3 separate regions of the Homo sapiens genome follow, and all the other regions are linked to region 3. Evidence: chromatin contacts called from ENCODE Hi-C or POLR2A ChIA-PET data. All regions are on one chromosome and are shown on one strand. The core of a region is the stretch at or near the end of the contact, and the rest is flanking DNA. Distances in the headings are between cores, read along the strand shown.

Evidence for each region. Hi-C counts contacts between places; a loop is a spot of excess contacts on that map. ChIA-PET counts read pairs that join two places held with the same protein, here RNA polymerase II (POLR2A). Pooled maps may share reads with other maps.
Region 1: a pooled map shows a loop between it and region 3 (4-fold over the local background). The contact joins the promoter of CCDC39 here to the enhancer-like site in region 3. A Hi-C loop is called at or near these places in 3 of 37 single-sample maps with no recorded cell type and 3 of 50 pooled maps. POLR2A ChIA-PET finds 5 or more read pairs at or near these places in 1 of 52 experiments (PC-9).
Region 2: a loop to region 3 is called in a map with no recorded cell type, with 3 times the contacts of the local background. The contact joins two enhancer-like sites. A Hi-C loop is called at or near these places in 1 of 168 maps with a recorded cell type or tissue (PC-3), 6 of 37 single-sample maps with no recorded cell type and 3 of 50 pooled maps. POLR2A ChIA-PET finds 5 or more read pairs at or near these places in 1 of 52 experiments (OCI-LY7).

What each region holds. Positions count from the first base shown.
Region 1 is chr3:180,676,995-180,681,539 of GRCh38, forward strand. It overlaps CCDC39 (coiled-coil domain 39 molecular ruler complex subunit), which reads right to left and starts at 2,495. Exons shown (of 20, transcript NM_181426.2): 1 at 2,297-2,495. The coding sequence starts at 2,386. It overlaps CCDC39-AS1 (CCDC39 antisense RNA 1), which reads left to right and starts at 3,087. Exons shown (of 2, transcript NR_046725.1): 1 at 3,087-3,196. RefSeq lists enhancers at 2,767-2,866, 2,947-2,996.
Region 2 is chr3:179,808,243-179,812,787 of GRCh38, forward strand. PEX5L (peroxisomal biogenesis factor 5 like) reads right to left here. Exons shown (of 15, transcript NM_016559.3): 11 at 3,559-3,629; 12 at 1,229-1,426; 13 at 30-195. Among named protein-coding and RNA genes, the nearest start is that of PEX5L-AS2, 88 kb to the right of the region's middle. RefSeq lists an enhancer at 3,370-3,419. Within about 2 kb of position 3,274, at least 3 of the 41 ENCODE cell types and tissues checked have a DNase peak (open chromatin) inside an H3K27ac peak, as active enhancers do.
Region 3 is chr3:180,264,324-180,269,140 of GRCh38, forward strand. No RefSeq gene overlaps it. Among named protein-coding and RNA genes, the nearest start is that of LINC02053, 150 kb to the right of the region's middle. Within about 2 kb of position 3,073, at least 2 of the 41 ENCODE cell types and tissues checked have a DNase peak (open chromatin) inside an H3K27ac peak, as active enhancers do.

The DNA of each region.
Region 1 (4,545 bases), core at 1,245-3,744, 410 kb after region 3:
GTGGGGTGTGGGCAGCGGGGAGGGATAGCATTAGGAGATATACCTAATGTAAATGATGAGTTAATGGGTGCAGCACACCAACATGGCACATGTATACATATGTAACAAACCTGCACGTTGTGCACATGTACCCTAAAACTTAAAGTATTATAATAATAATAATAATAATAATTTTATATATATATATATATATATATATATATATATATATATATATATATAAAATCACAGTACTATGGGCCCTTCTTGCAACAATCATTTGAGGATAAAATCCAGCCAGCCAAAAGACAAATCAAAATGAAAAGTTCAAGAAAGATAAACTGAATAAAAGTGACTGCGGTAAGGACCATTAAAGCAAATCAAGTATAAAACTAACACTAAACACTTGTGATAAATTAAGGGCATTGAATCAAATGCAAATAAAACTTGATAATATTAAAAATGATAAAACCATTATTTTTAATAGGGGAAAAGGAGGTGGGAAAATGTGTAAGAGTGCTAACTTATTCTTTAAAATCAGAGACATTCAGTAATCTATATTTGAAATATAGAGTTCTTAGAAACATTAACCATTTAATTTTTTCTTAACTTAGAGGAATTTTTTTAGCAATCAGCACCTCTTGTGATCAAGTAATATTTACCTGAAATTCAACAACTGCTTTTTCTTCTCTCAAATACTAAAATAAATATTTTGTGTTAAATACCGCATATATATAATTCCATTATAATACTCATTTTTCTCTTCTTTCTGTATATCTGTATACCAAGATGTCTGAAATGTGTGTTTAATGCCATGGTAATCATTTCTACAGTACAGTGGACACTTTGGAGAGGAAATACCTTATGTTTTTATCTCATACCCTTCTATTCTGTTTGAATATCTTAAATTTACAGGAGTTGCTTTTTAAATGTCAGAGTTTAAAAAGCAATTTAATTTAATGCAATTGTGGTGCTCATTTTTCTTCTTTATATGGCTCTATACTTTTTTAAAAGAGCTAATATACTTAATATGTACATAAAAATCCTGTGTGACACATATTATGGCAAGAATACTAAAACCTAAAATTTGGATGGAACCTTAACCCATATTATGTCCCTAGAGCCCGCGAAGTAATTAGTTTGTTCATCTCCATCTCCGCTTTACAAAAAAAGAAGCAGGATTAGGGTTGGTAAGTAGGATCTGAACCCAGGGCTGGATACTTAGTATTAATTCCTCGGTACTCAGTGCTAGATCCCTTACATTTCCTAATATTGCCCTCCTTTGGGGAAAAATTGCAGTCTTCTAAATTACACATGAGTAAATAGGTCAGAACGTGTTAAAAAGCATTTCCATTGTTTTCAAAAGGTAGAGTAACAGGATTTTCATTTTCCTTTTTTAGAGCTGAGAAAACTTTCTGTTCCGTTTTACAAAGTTGTGTAAGCATCATCTGTTATTCTTGGACCTTCTTCTACACAACATATCACCACCAAAGTTTTTCAAAATTTGCTGACCCGGTTGCAATTTTTTATTTTTTTATTTTTTCGTAGAGACGCGGTGGGAGGGGTTTGTGGGGGGTCTCGCTTTGTTGTTCAAGCTTGTTTTACTCCTGGCTTTTAGGGTTCCTCCGCCTCAGCCTCCCAAAGTGCTGGGATTACAGGTGTGAGCCACTGCGCCCGGCCTGCAATTTTTTTTTTTTTAACAACTGCTATGAATTGTAGTTAGTGTAAGTTCGTCCTTGCAACGTAAAATTTCTTATGTTAATCTGTGACAACTCAATCTTCTCTTTGAAAAACTGTAAACCGCACATTTCATTCTTACCGGGCTGTTCCTCTTGAAAACATCTCAAGTCACTTTCAGCTTTAAACATTACAGACAAAAACTCACAAAGAAATATGAACCTTCTGGAGTTTAATTTATAAACGTGCGCAAATAACCGTTGCTATGCAAACCTCAGAAATTCTTTTCCAAGTAGCTCTTTAATTTTTGAGCAAGGAAAAAGCGGGCGCCGGAACCAGCCTTTCCTCTCTCGCCAGGAGGAACGAAATAAGTAAGAGGAGTGGGCATGAGGAAGGGAGTAATAATTCGAGCTTTATAACCCTAAATGTCAATTATGGTTTTAATAGCATTTTTAAATGCTTAACAATTACTGAAATAGGCAGAGAGGGTAAGGGAGGAGGGCGATGGTGCGGGGGAGTGTTAGAGGAAGCACAGGATTAGGAAAGGAGAGAAATAAAAGGGCTGGGGTAGTACTGCCAACCAGAAAACGCCCCCAACAGGCTCTCTCTGCTTCCTCCCGCCTGCTTCAATTGATCTCACCTGATCTTCCAGTAGCTTGTTCTCCTCGTTCGCCACCGGGATGGCGAACCCATCCTCCCAGTGCAGCTCAGCCAGGAATTCGCTACTCATGACTGCAAACGGATAGAGAAGATACAGAGCAAAGATCCGCCTTCTTGTACAGCGGGTGAGCAGCACCCGCGTCAAGCCCAGGCACCTGCACAGTGCCGCGGCAATTGCCGGGGGAGCCCTAGCAACCTTCCCGCGTCCTTAGTTACCAAACAGGAAACGCTCCAGCCCGAAGGCGAAACTTCCGGTTGAGAACTCCCTGCCTGCAGGCCGAAGAATCTTTTTCTTACCTTGAGCACTGAGGGATGAGCAGCAACTTGCCCCTCCCGACGTTCCCGGGGGTTGCCAGGCGGCAGCGTAACTTTCCACGAAAAGGCGGCTCTCGGATCGCTCCCGGAGCGTGTGAAAACTGTGGCCCCCGGAGCTGGCTGGAGGACCACGGGGCAGCTGGCTGGAAGTAAACCACACGATCCTCCGATTGCCTGGGGGAAGACGGGAGCCAACAGGGATTATAAACTAAGTTTCTTTTCAAGGTGTGTTTGCTGTGTTGTGTAGATTTCAGCTACTACAGTAGGTGAAAGTAGACCGAAGTGAACTGGTGTTTGGAAACAACTCTCTCTCTGGCATCACTGGGATGTTCTGATCGTCGCCTGTTTCAGTCGGCCAGCCTTCCTCACCGCACTCACCGGCCCCATCGCGGATGTCCCAGTCGATCACAGACGCGGACCGCGCGGAGGCCGCACACTTGTGGCGCGGTGTGGTGGTCCCTCCGGCACCACTCCCATACTTGCATTTTTCTTTGCATTTTTGTTTGCTAACATTTAAAGTGTGGAATTTCGCATAAACGTCTGTATTTCCTCTGCTTGAAAAAGGGTAGGTGACACAATCCCCATTATCAAAAGGCAATGTTCCGCTGGAGAGGCGCCCCCTTTAGACCAACAAAGCACTTTACCAGTTCACTAATTTGAATTACCTGCTTGGCACGGGTAGGCATTTGAGTTATAGTCTCTCTTGTATAGTATCTCAGAACTGGAAAGGACAAAACAATCAACTAATCTAATCCTTTCATTTTCTCGGTAAGTTAAACCGAGGCTCCTTGAGGCAAAGTGATTAAAGAAGGGATGCTGTGCATGAATTAATTTTACGTATCCAATAATCATCTGTAATTTTTTTTGCTCTTTCGAATTTTATTTTACCTAGACATTGTTAAACTTTTATTATAAATATTTTAAATGTATATGGGAATAGAAAGCAGAGTATAAATAACTGCTATATATGCATCACCTTGATTTAGCATTCATATTTTGCCATGTTAGCATCATCTGTATCTTTTGCTCAAGTGAAAAAATAATCATAGACATCATGACATTACAGCCCTAAATACATGAGCATGTATTGGTAGAAGAGTGGTTAATGTTATCTAACATAAGCACAATATCATTATCACACCTATAAAAATCAACTATTCTTCAATATCATCTAATAACCATTTCAGATTCATATTTCGACTGTCCTAAAAATGTCTTTTTACAGTCGATTTGTTTGTCACTATAGTTCTGAAATCCTCCTGTAGGAGCTTTGTCTCTTTGTGCCTACATTGTTTTCCATAAACTTAATCTTGTGGACTTAGTGCCTTTAAAGACTAGAATTAGCAAAGCATTTTATTCCCCCTTTCTACAATGATTAAAGGCTGGGGAGAAAGGCTCAACTTGTAGAAGAAATTTGACCTGCATGTAATAGTGGAATTTTAGATATAATGACATTTAATCCTTTATAAATGATCATTACTTATTTTATAATAGTTTAGTCATTCCAACTAATGAAAATGTTAGTATTCAGCTTATGTTAAGATGGTACATAGTTATTTATACTTGGGATATGTTGTGGCAATGCTGCTTTCTAAAATTATTGGTGTTGGGTCAAAGGTGGGGAGGAAAATGGCAGAACAAGACTTCCAGCAATCAGCCCTCACAGAAACATCAATTGGAACAAAACTATTCACCTACGAAAATACCTTCACAAGAGCTAAGGAAACCAATCACATTTAATTACCTTTTAATACAGCAAAAAGTAAAAATAAAATAATTGGTATTATCACCCATGTATCTTAAAATTACCTAATTTACCATCCCAGTTTTTAATATGAATACTGAGCTGCCTCGACCTGTGCCAATGAGTTGAAGCACCCCTCTCAGTGTCAGCTGTAGCTGCCAAATGCATGA
Region 2 (4,545 bases), core at 2,024-4,523, 460 kb before region 3:
TGGTTTCTTGCTGTGCTGTGCTGTCTTACCTCTGGCCGAACAGTTAAGGCAGCGTTAAATGCATCTATTGCTCTATTAAATTCTCCACTCAGGTGGAACAGAACCCCTAGACCTGTCTGCAGGTCTGGGTCGATCATATCTCCATTTTGGTGGGCAGCTTCCAGATATAATTCCTTCACCCCTTCCAGAACAGAGCTACAAGAGAAAAAAAAAATTAGATTTGTAATCCAAATAGTCAGAACATAAATGATTTACTGTTAAATCCCTTGACTGTATTTCAAGAAGTCTCTTCGTTACAGACTGGAAAATTTTGCTTAAAATACCTTAACTCAATGAGAGGACTATTAATGCTGAATGTTTTAAAATATGGTTGAATTTCATGAACTATTTTGTTGTACACGGATACAGACTGTGCTAAGTAAGGTCTTCACGAGGCGAGTTCTGTTGACTCTATGAGTGCCAATGTGGAAAACCCCACAGCTAAGTTTCCCAAGGCCTCAGTGAATAAGGATTTAACATAAGGATTTATTGCTGATAGAAAACAAAATTTCTAGGCCGGGCGTGGTGGCTCACGCCTGTAATCCCAGCACTTTGGGAGGCCGAGGCGGGCGGATCACGAGGTCAGGGAATCAAGACCATCCTGGCTAAGGTGAAACCCCGTCTCTACTAAAAATACAAAAAATTAGCCGGGCGTGTTGGCGGGCCCTTGTAGTCCCAGCTGCTCGGGAGGCTGAGGCAGGAGAATGGCGTGAACCCGGGAGGCGGAGCTTGCAGTGAGCCGAGATTGTGCCACTGCACTCCAGCCTGGGCGACAGAGTGAGATTCCGCCTCAAAAAAAAAAAAAAAAAAAAAAAAAAAGAAAACAAAATTTCTAGAAGACGAGACTTTCATTTTCCCCATTCCTAATTCTCAGGCTGGATAAAACTTGGAGCATTGGTATTTATTATACTTCACCTTGGGTGAATTCTGTGTCCAAAGCATTTGACTTTAAAATGTGGCACTCAGATAAATGTCTGTGAGTGCCCACAATGTAGATCATGTGCCCGAAGGTTGGCCCTGGTCTAAGCATTAATCTTTCTAACGAGTGATGCTCCTCCAGCAGAATACTGTCCTGCAAACCATTCTGGAGTGGGTGGTGTCTAGGGTGTGAGGCTCATTAGTTGCCCTTTAGGTGATTCATTGTATATATGGGTGTTTACTGCCAGCTGTAATATAACGAGAAGGATACCTATCAACTGGGGACTTAGACATCCGCCGGGTGAGGCCTGGAGATCCCTTCTTGCTTTTCACAAGGTATTTGTACTTTGGATTTTGCTTAATCCAATTCTTCAGAGCGTCACAGGCATCCTGCTGATGGCCAGTGTTAGTATAACTCACAGCCAAGGCCATCAAAGCTTTTAAGTTGTTGGGCTGTAATTCTAAGCACCTGAAAAAAAAAAAGAAGCCAATTTCAGATTTTTTTTTGAGCCACAATCTAACAGTTCTTCAGAAAATGTGGGGGGTCTTTATTAACTAAATACTGCAAAAGCATTGGTAAGCTTGCTTATGTCAAGTTCCTGGAAAGCACCATATTTATCCACATAAAAATGGAGACCTCAGCATATTTTTAAGAAAGTTAAAACTTACCCTAATGATTGCTAGGTTTGGTAATTTTAATAAGTAGCTTTAAAACTATGTGGCTTATCCCTGCACATGATTTATTAGTGCTTAATCTAATGAGATCTCATGAGAAATAGGGGATATCATTATTTTAATGCTGCTTTTTTTTTTTTTTTTTTTTTTTTTTTTTTAGACAGAGTCTCACTCTGTCACTGAAGCTGGAGTGCAGTGGTGTGATCTTGGCTCACTGCAACCTCTGCCACCTGGACTCAAGCGATTTTCCTGCCTCAGCGTCCGAATAGCTGGGATTACAGATGCCCACCACACCCAGCTAATTTTGTATTTTTAGTAGAGACAGGGTTTCCATGTTGGCCAGGCTGGTCTCAAACTCCTGACCTCAAGTGACCCGCCTGTCTCAGCCTCCCAAAATGCTGGGATTACAGGTGTAAGCCACCACACCTGGCCTCTACTACCAATATATTAAATATCTATTATCCCCAAAGAGAACTGACTTGAATGTAGACATCTAGATATGAAAGATTTTACAGTCTTTTGCAAAGGAGAGGGAAATTCCTGTGTTTTCAGAACTACTGATGTGGGTTTACAGGAGACACAGGCTAAAGCTACTCCCCCTCATTCTATTCCACTGGCCTCTAGCAAGGGATTTTCAAACTGAAGTGCATGTGAATCATCTGGGGTGTCTTATAAAATCTTCATTCTCATCCAGTAGGTCTACTGGGGTGGGCCTGGGATTGTGCAGGTTTGACAAGTTCTCAGGTGATGATGAGGTCTCTGGATAAGACTCTGAGGAGCAAGCCCTAGGCAGGACATAATACCACTCTGTGGTGGGCCTAATCTCCCAGATTATCAGCACTGGGTAGAGAGGTTCTTAATTCTGGATGCACATTACAAACACCTGGGAGTTTTAAAACTATTGCTGCTTGGTTCCCAGCCCTGATCAATTAAATGATCATCTCTGGGCTGTGCTTGGGCATTATTTTTCCCCTCCAAACGATTCTAATGTGCATGTGTATACAGGGTTAAGAACCACTGACTCAGAGCTCCAGATGTGGAGTTGGGAGATGAGGGTTCAAGTTCTGTCTCTGTTACATACTCTCTGTGTGACCTTGACCTTTCCTGATCCCCAATTCTCTCATCTGTAGGAAAAGGCTCTGAACGCAGGGCCACACCCCAGGCACCGTTACTTCATCAAATACCAACAGAATCTTGAAATCTAGGATTCCAAGATTGTAAAGCCCTAGAATTGCAAGAGTCTAGAATTCTTACAATCTGATATTCCAAAGCTATAGGATTTATACACATACATTATGTATGTACATTCATATAAACACCATACATATAACATATGGAATGTATGTGTGTGTGTGTGTGTGTGTGTGTGTGTGCATATGTATACGCACACATATATATTCTCTTCCTATAGCACTATATTAAAGGCACTCAAAATAAAAGGTAGGGAAAGTGGAAGTCTATTTGGCAGAGGCTACTTTTCCAGGGTTTAAATAGGAGCTCTAGTCAAGTAGGGTGTAATATTACACACACCCACTGTTCCCATCCCTCCTGCTCCAACGTCATCCAGACCATTAGTCAGTACTCCACTTATTTTTTTTGAAGAATATTTTCAGATGTTTCAGAAGGCTAAAACGTTAAAAGGAACTATTTATTCAATGAGTCTACTTTATGACTGGGTTTAACACAGGCTTTCTCTGGTGCCAGTGAATGTCCATTGATTTGTAGATAGTAAGACATTGTTAGGAACATGACTTCATTCTAAGTTGTTTTTCAGAGCTAAGTGTGAGTGATATGCGGTATCTCAGCACTTATCCTTTACAAATTCTTTACACTGTACTTCAGTAAAGATCAAAAGACAAATCTGAAACAGGAAGTTCATTAACAAGTATCCACCAGGCCCATGATTTTGCACTTAGCTTCCTTTACCTCTGGAGGGCGACAATAGCTGCTTGTTCATTTTCATTCTCCGCCTGGGTTATCCCGAGGAACTGCCATGCCTACGAAAGACAACTGATGTTAACATTGCAAGATGAAGCAGAATTACTCATGTGCTTCAGTTGGTTTGTTGACCTGTGATGGATCCCCTATGCAGAGCAAGCTGTCTCATATGTGAGCGCTATATAAAAGGGAAAAATATTGTATGCATTTCTTCATTCAAACTCTCTTGTGACACCTGGCTCAAGATCCTCTGTCATTATTTCCAAATTCGTTCAGTATTTATCCTTTCCTATAACCCAGTGCGATGGAAACCTCTGAATTTCTGAGATTTCGTTATATTAGGTATCTTAAAACCAAAGGATAAATATATAAAATTATACGATTGTGAGGAAAAGGGGTGGAAATATAACCCAGAAATGTAGCTAAATGAAATTTACAATAAGGAATCTCAAGATGTACAATATTAACTTAGCTTGTATGAATGAAAGTCACTTACTAGAAGAATTCACAGGAGATTTAGGAACTAGGAAAAGCAAAACAAACAAAATCTCCCATGATGTGTTCATTCCTCTAAGGTAATCACTGTTAAAATGCACAAAACATATAACACAATCATAATGTAGACATAATTTTATAGTCTACATTTATACATTTCATCGTACCTTAAGCCCTTTTTCATGTTTTTACAAAATCCTTGTAATTTTTAATTTGGATTTTGTTGAATGGCTATTCCATTATTTACTCAACAATTCCCTTATTGCTTTAAGTTGGTTGCAATTGTTTGCTATTGTAAATAATATGAAGAACATCTTCAAGCAGATAGCTTATGTTTTTATATCTAGAATTAAAGTTTTTAACACAGCAAATTTTTCTCTGTATACTCATAAGAACAATAACTCTCACACTGTTATAAGAGTAATACACACAAGCAGAAACCTCTCATTACACACATTGTCTTCAAATTTGCTGGGGGTG
Region 3 (4,817 bases), core at 1,823-4,322:
AAGTCGTGTTTCAAAGTATATTTTCAGAAATCCTTAGAATGTTGTAAAATTTGTATATGAAAAAGGATAAAGTACTTAGCAAATTAGCTCTTGTTCCCACAAAGAAACTTCAAAAATTAAAGTACATAGTGAAATAATCTTTAAAAAAAATTGAGCTAGGGATAGAAAAAATAGCAATTTGATGACCAGCAAGTGTTTATATAATGAGTTCAAAAAAATTTAGGACCAATTTGCTGAATTAACAAAACCTGTAAGGCAAATAAGTGTTTTCCAGATGGACTGTCTCATCCATTACTGCCCACGACATTCTCTTTCTTGGCCTGGAAAGAAACAGTAGTGGAAATTCTACGTAATTCTTAAACATTGTGAAAATTGCCCAGTCAGCTTTTTAAGAAGCTACAGAGCTCTAACCACCAACAAACATTTATAGGACTTAGAATTGGGTTTATCCAAATTTTACATAGTTGCCAACTCTAGCAAAATGAACTGAACAATGATCTATCTTTCAGAACTACGCAATTAAGTTTTTTGTACTAGAAAAATGCATCCTATTCAAGGTTCTTTTCTGGCAAAGAAAAAGTATTCACTCTTCTTTTGCATTTTTCTGAAACCCTATGACATTCTTCCCACTTCCACCATAACACCCAACCCCTGTGCGGTTGAAAGGGCAATCTCCTTTAAACTCCCAGCACAGCCATGCCATCAGGATTTTTCATGGAAGAAGTTCATGGGTTATTCCTGAACAATCAGCTATCTTGCAGACTAACTTCATATTTTGCTCCCAGATGCCCAGAGAATCCTCCTGGGCAGACATATCCTATGTGTTCAGATGAGAGAGATAAATGACCTCCTTAGATGGCAATATAAATTTGAAGATTGAAATTGAGAAGGAAAATCAACCCCTTCAATCTTTCTTACCAGAGACTAGAAAAAAATCGTGTGTGCTTACCTGATAACAGTGAGCAACTCTTGCTATCTGTGCCACCGAATTAATCTTGAAACTGATGTGAAATGTGTCTAACTTCACAACACCAGCTCCTTCTGATACTGTCTGACAGCACCACCCCATCAGAGATTCTTCTAGTTGTGTGCTATGGATATTCGTTTCCTGTAAAGATGGTTGCTTGGATATTTTGATTTTGTGAATGCTGGGTCAACCTAATCATATTTTCCCATATAAATTGCATCCATGTGAAATTAAAATTGAACATAATTAAGAGGAATCCTTTCTGTCTGTATGTCCTATGCATCATTTATCAGGTACAGATATCTCAGGATTAAGGAATCTAAATTTAATTTCATTTTGGATGCCTAAGTAAGTCCTGGGTGAACAAGAAGGCTGGATGAGTCAACAAGAATTGCTGAATTGGCCAGGCTTACTTTGGAGAAAGAAACTTGCATCTGGCAACTGGGCAGTGATTCAGGAGATGGCTGATGCTAAAAGAAAAAATGAAAGTATGAGGCTTACATGCTTATAATCAGCTCCTAACCTCTTTAAAAACACCCTTAATTTCCCTTGTAGTGGTTTCTTTTTCCATTCAAAGGGTTCTGGATCTTAATTTTAATTCAATTTCATCAGGAAACCAATGTAGAAAGAGTAAAAAGAAAGGCAGATGAATAGCAGAAGGAGGTTATCTCAACCTCAATCACTCATGGATGCTTCTAGCTGAAAACACCAGAAAAATCTAAGTGATGTAAACAACTAAGAGCAAATGTAAGAAGAGCTAGAATGCTAAAGTCTAAAGGCAGTTAGTGGGAAGGAGATACTTATAAATTATAAGATAATCTGAGAAGGAAAAGTTGATGGAAGGGGAAAGAGAAGAAAGTGGAGGGGACATGGGGGAAGAGCAAGAAGCGGAGGGAAACAGAAGGTAAAAATGTATGGACTCCATTACCTGATTAGAACTAGGTCCTCAGCTTAAGCTCAGTTACGCTATCAAAGGATGACCTCAACATCTCAGTAGCTTACAAAAACATTGATTTCTCTTTCATGCTACATATATACTCCAGGTCAACTGCCACTCAGCAGTTAATTGTCTACATTCTAGGATCTGGGTTGACTGTCTGAGAGTTCTTAATGAGGTTTTAGAGGAAAAATAGAGCATGAAAGCCACAAGATAGAAGCTCAGAAGGGACACGCTTCATTTCTGCTCACATTTTATTTGTCAAAGCAAGTCACATGGCCAAACCTGATGTTAATGGGGTGGGAATGTATATTTTGAATGATATGTAATTATCCAATAATAATGTAATAATTAAAACATATGTTTTAATCTTCACATCAAGTAAAGATGGCTATGATTTTCCCATGCTTAGGAGTATTGGTTAGAGTGTTTTGCAGAATGTCCTTCAGTTTGTTTTCTTCTGATACTTTTCTCATAAGACTGGGATTATGGGGTTTTTTGGGGAGAAGGGAGAAAAATGCCATTCTCATCACATGATATCAAGAATATATGCTATTAACATGAGCATCATTGTTAATCTTAAACTTGGGGTCAGGCTTGTCAGTTTTCTCCACTGTAGTTACTTGTTTTTCCTTCTTTCTATACTATACTCTTTGGAAGGAAGTCACTATGCACAATTCACACTTCAGAAGTGAGGAGTTATGCTTCACTTCTTTAAAAGTATTTCCCCAATTTTATAGGTGAGGAATTGGAAGTTTAGGGAGCTTAAGCCCAAGACAGCATACTTACTTAGTAGCATCAAGACTGATACCCAAGTCTGTCTGACATATAAAACTATTCTTTCTTCAATATTCCACAAAAAGTACTCCTACTCCTCTAAGAACAGGAAAGTGCTAAGAAAAACAGAAGGATGTATTTATTGGCTGTTTTACTGAAGCATGTTGAGAAACATGCCCTTGATATTTCAGACATTCAGATAATGGTTCCTTAACTTGCTCCTCACTAGCATGGTGACTGGAGAGCTATAAAGCTCCCTCACGTTTGTAACACTATCCAGTCACTGTCCTGACATGGCCTAACTATATACTAGACTGTCTTTCTATAATCATGTCCTGACTCCATTCTAATCAGTAAGCCATCTTTCAAAAGAGAAACTAACTTCTTAGAGCACTGTGAGGGGAGAGCAGAAAATGAAAGTGATATTATCTGCACATCTTGTGGCCAGGAGATAGCTTCTAAGCAGTGTTTTCATGAAGAGAATTATAAATCCAGATATGCCTAATAAAGAAAGACATGTTCTTGACACAGAAAAAGCTCTAGACAAATAGGAGAACTGTCACCAAGACTGAGAAGTACAGCAACAGGATGGTCTATGTCTGTTGGTCGAAAATTCTGAGGGTTTTCCTTCTTGTCAGGGAGATTCAATGTTGACATTTAAAGTATGTGCCAAGTCCTGTGTCCAGTTTTCTTTTGAAGTGTCATTGACAGTGCAGTTCAAAGACAGAAATGAACATCAGATAGCACTGAGTCGTGTTTTCTGAACTAGAATCTAATCTCTCTTCTGAAAAAAAAACTAAGTTATAGAATGTATAAAGATAAAACAGAGTTTATGAATATTCTACATATTTCATATGAAGAAAAGTCTTTTCTCTGTCCATTTTTATACAGAGAATAGAGACTAGTTGGTTTCTAAGTCACATGTACATACTATATATTTAATTGTAATTGTATGATACACAAACATTATTAGTTGAAATATCCTGATGTACAATTATTTTTAAGTAGATTGAGCTCTTGGCTGGCAGTCAGAAAGTTGAATTTTTCACTTCTATTTCTCATAATGTGCAGATATATTTTCAGAAATTTTCTCCAATTGCTGAGATTATCTGGACTATTTGAATTTGCTATTGTAAATCACGTACAAGGATTAAGCTTTTAGGACAAGAACTGTTTTCTTTCCCACTGTGCCTCAACACTTAGTTTATCATAGAATACTATAGATACTTAATAAATGTATGTTAAATAATACATACCAAAACACTGTATACACGCAGTAAATGTTTCTTAAATATCGAATGAATGCTCTCAAGAAAGAAGCATTGAGTGAATTTAAGACAGTCATAAAATGCACAGCTACATCTAAAATAAAAGACCACGTCTAAAGTCAATGCTCATTATTATCCTTCAGTTCAGAATAAAGCTTTTTAAAAAATGAGAACAAGTTTAATAAAGTCTGTATCACATAACATGCGTGATAGCACATTTCTTCCAAATATATTGATCGAAGGCAAGATTTCCAATGGTGAATATTGATAATTGACTTCTAGGCTGTCTCTGCAGGGGCTCACAAAACTTGCTGACCAGCAGGCTGCTATTCATATGAACAGAAAGTAATTTTCCTTTTGATAAGTCAAAAAGATTATATGTTCTTTACATTAAATAACAAAATTGATTGAAAATTAATATTTAATGCTGGTGACAGTATGTTGAGAGAGTTACTCTTCTCTAACACTGGTGTAAGACTATTTTGGTACAACTTTTCTGGAAACTAATTTGGGACTATACACAAAGAGGCTCAAAGAATTTATAGCTTTTTACAAAAGAAAACAAAGAATTCTACTTCTAGGTATTCATCTAAAATTAAAATCAGAGATTTTTTTTCAGAGATTACTGGATATAAAGATGTTTGCTATGTGATAATACTTAAACCTTTGAAACAACTTCAGTGGTTATTAGAGGACTGCCTAAGTAAACTAAGAAATATTCACTCAACAAAGTATTATTCATCCCCTTAAAATAAAGCGTCTATAAAGGAAGAGCCTTATCCAATTCTCCTTTGATGGGTACCTAGGTTAATTCCATGTTTTTGCTATTGTGAATAGTGTTGCGATGAACATATGAGTGTTCTTTTGG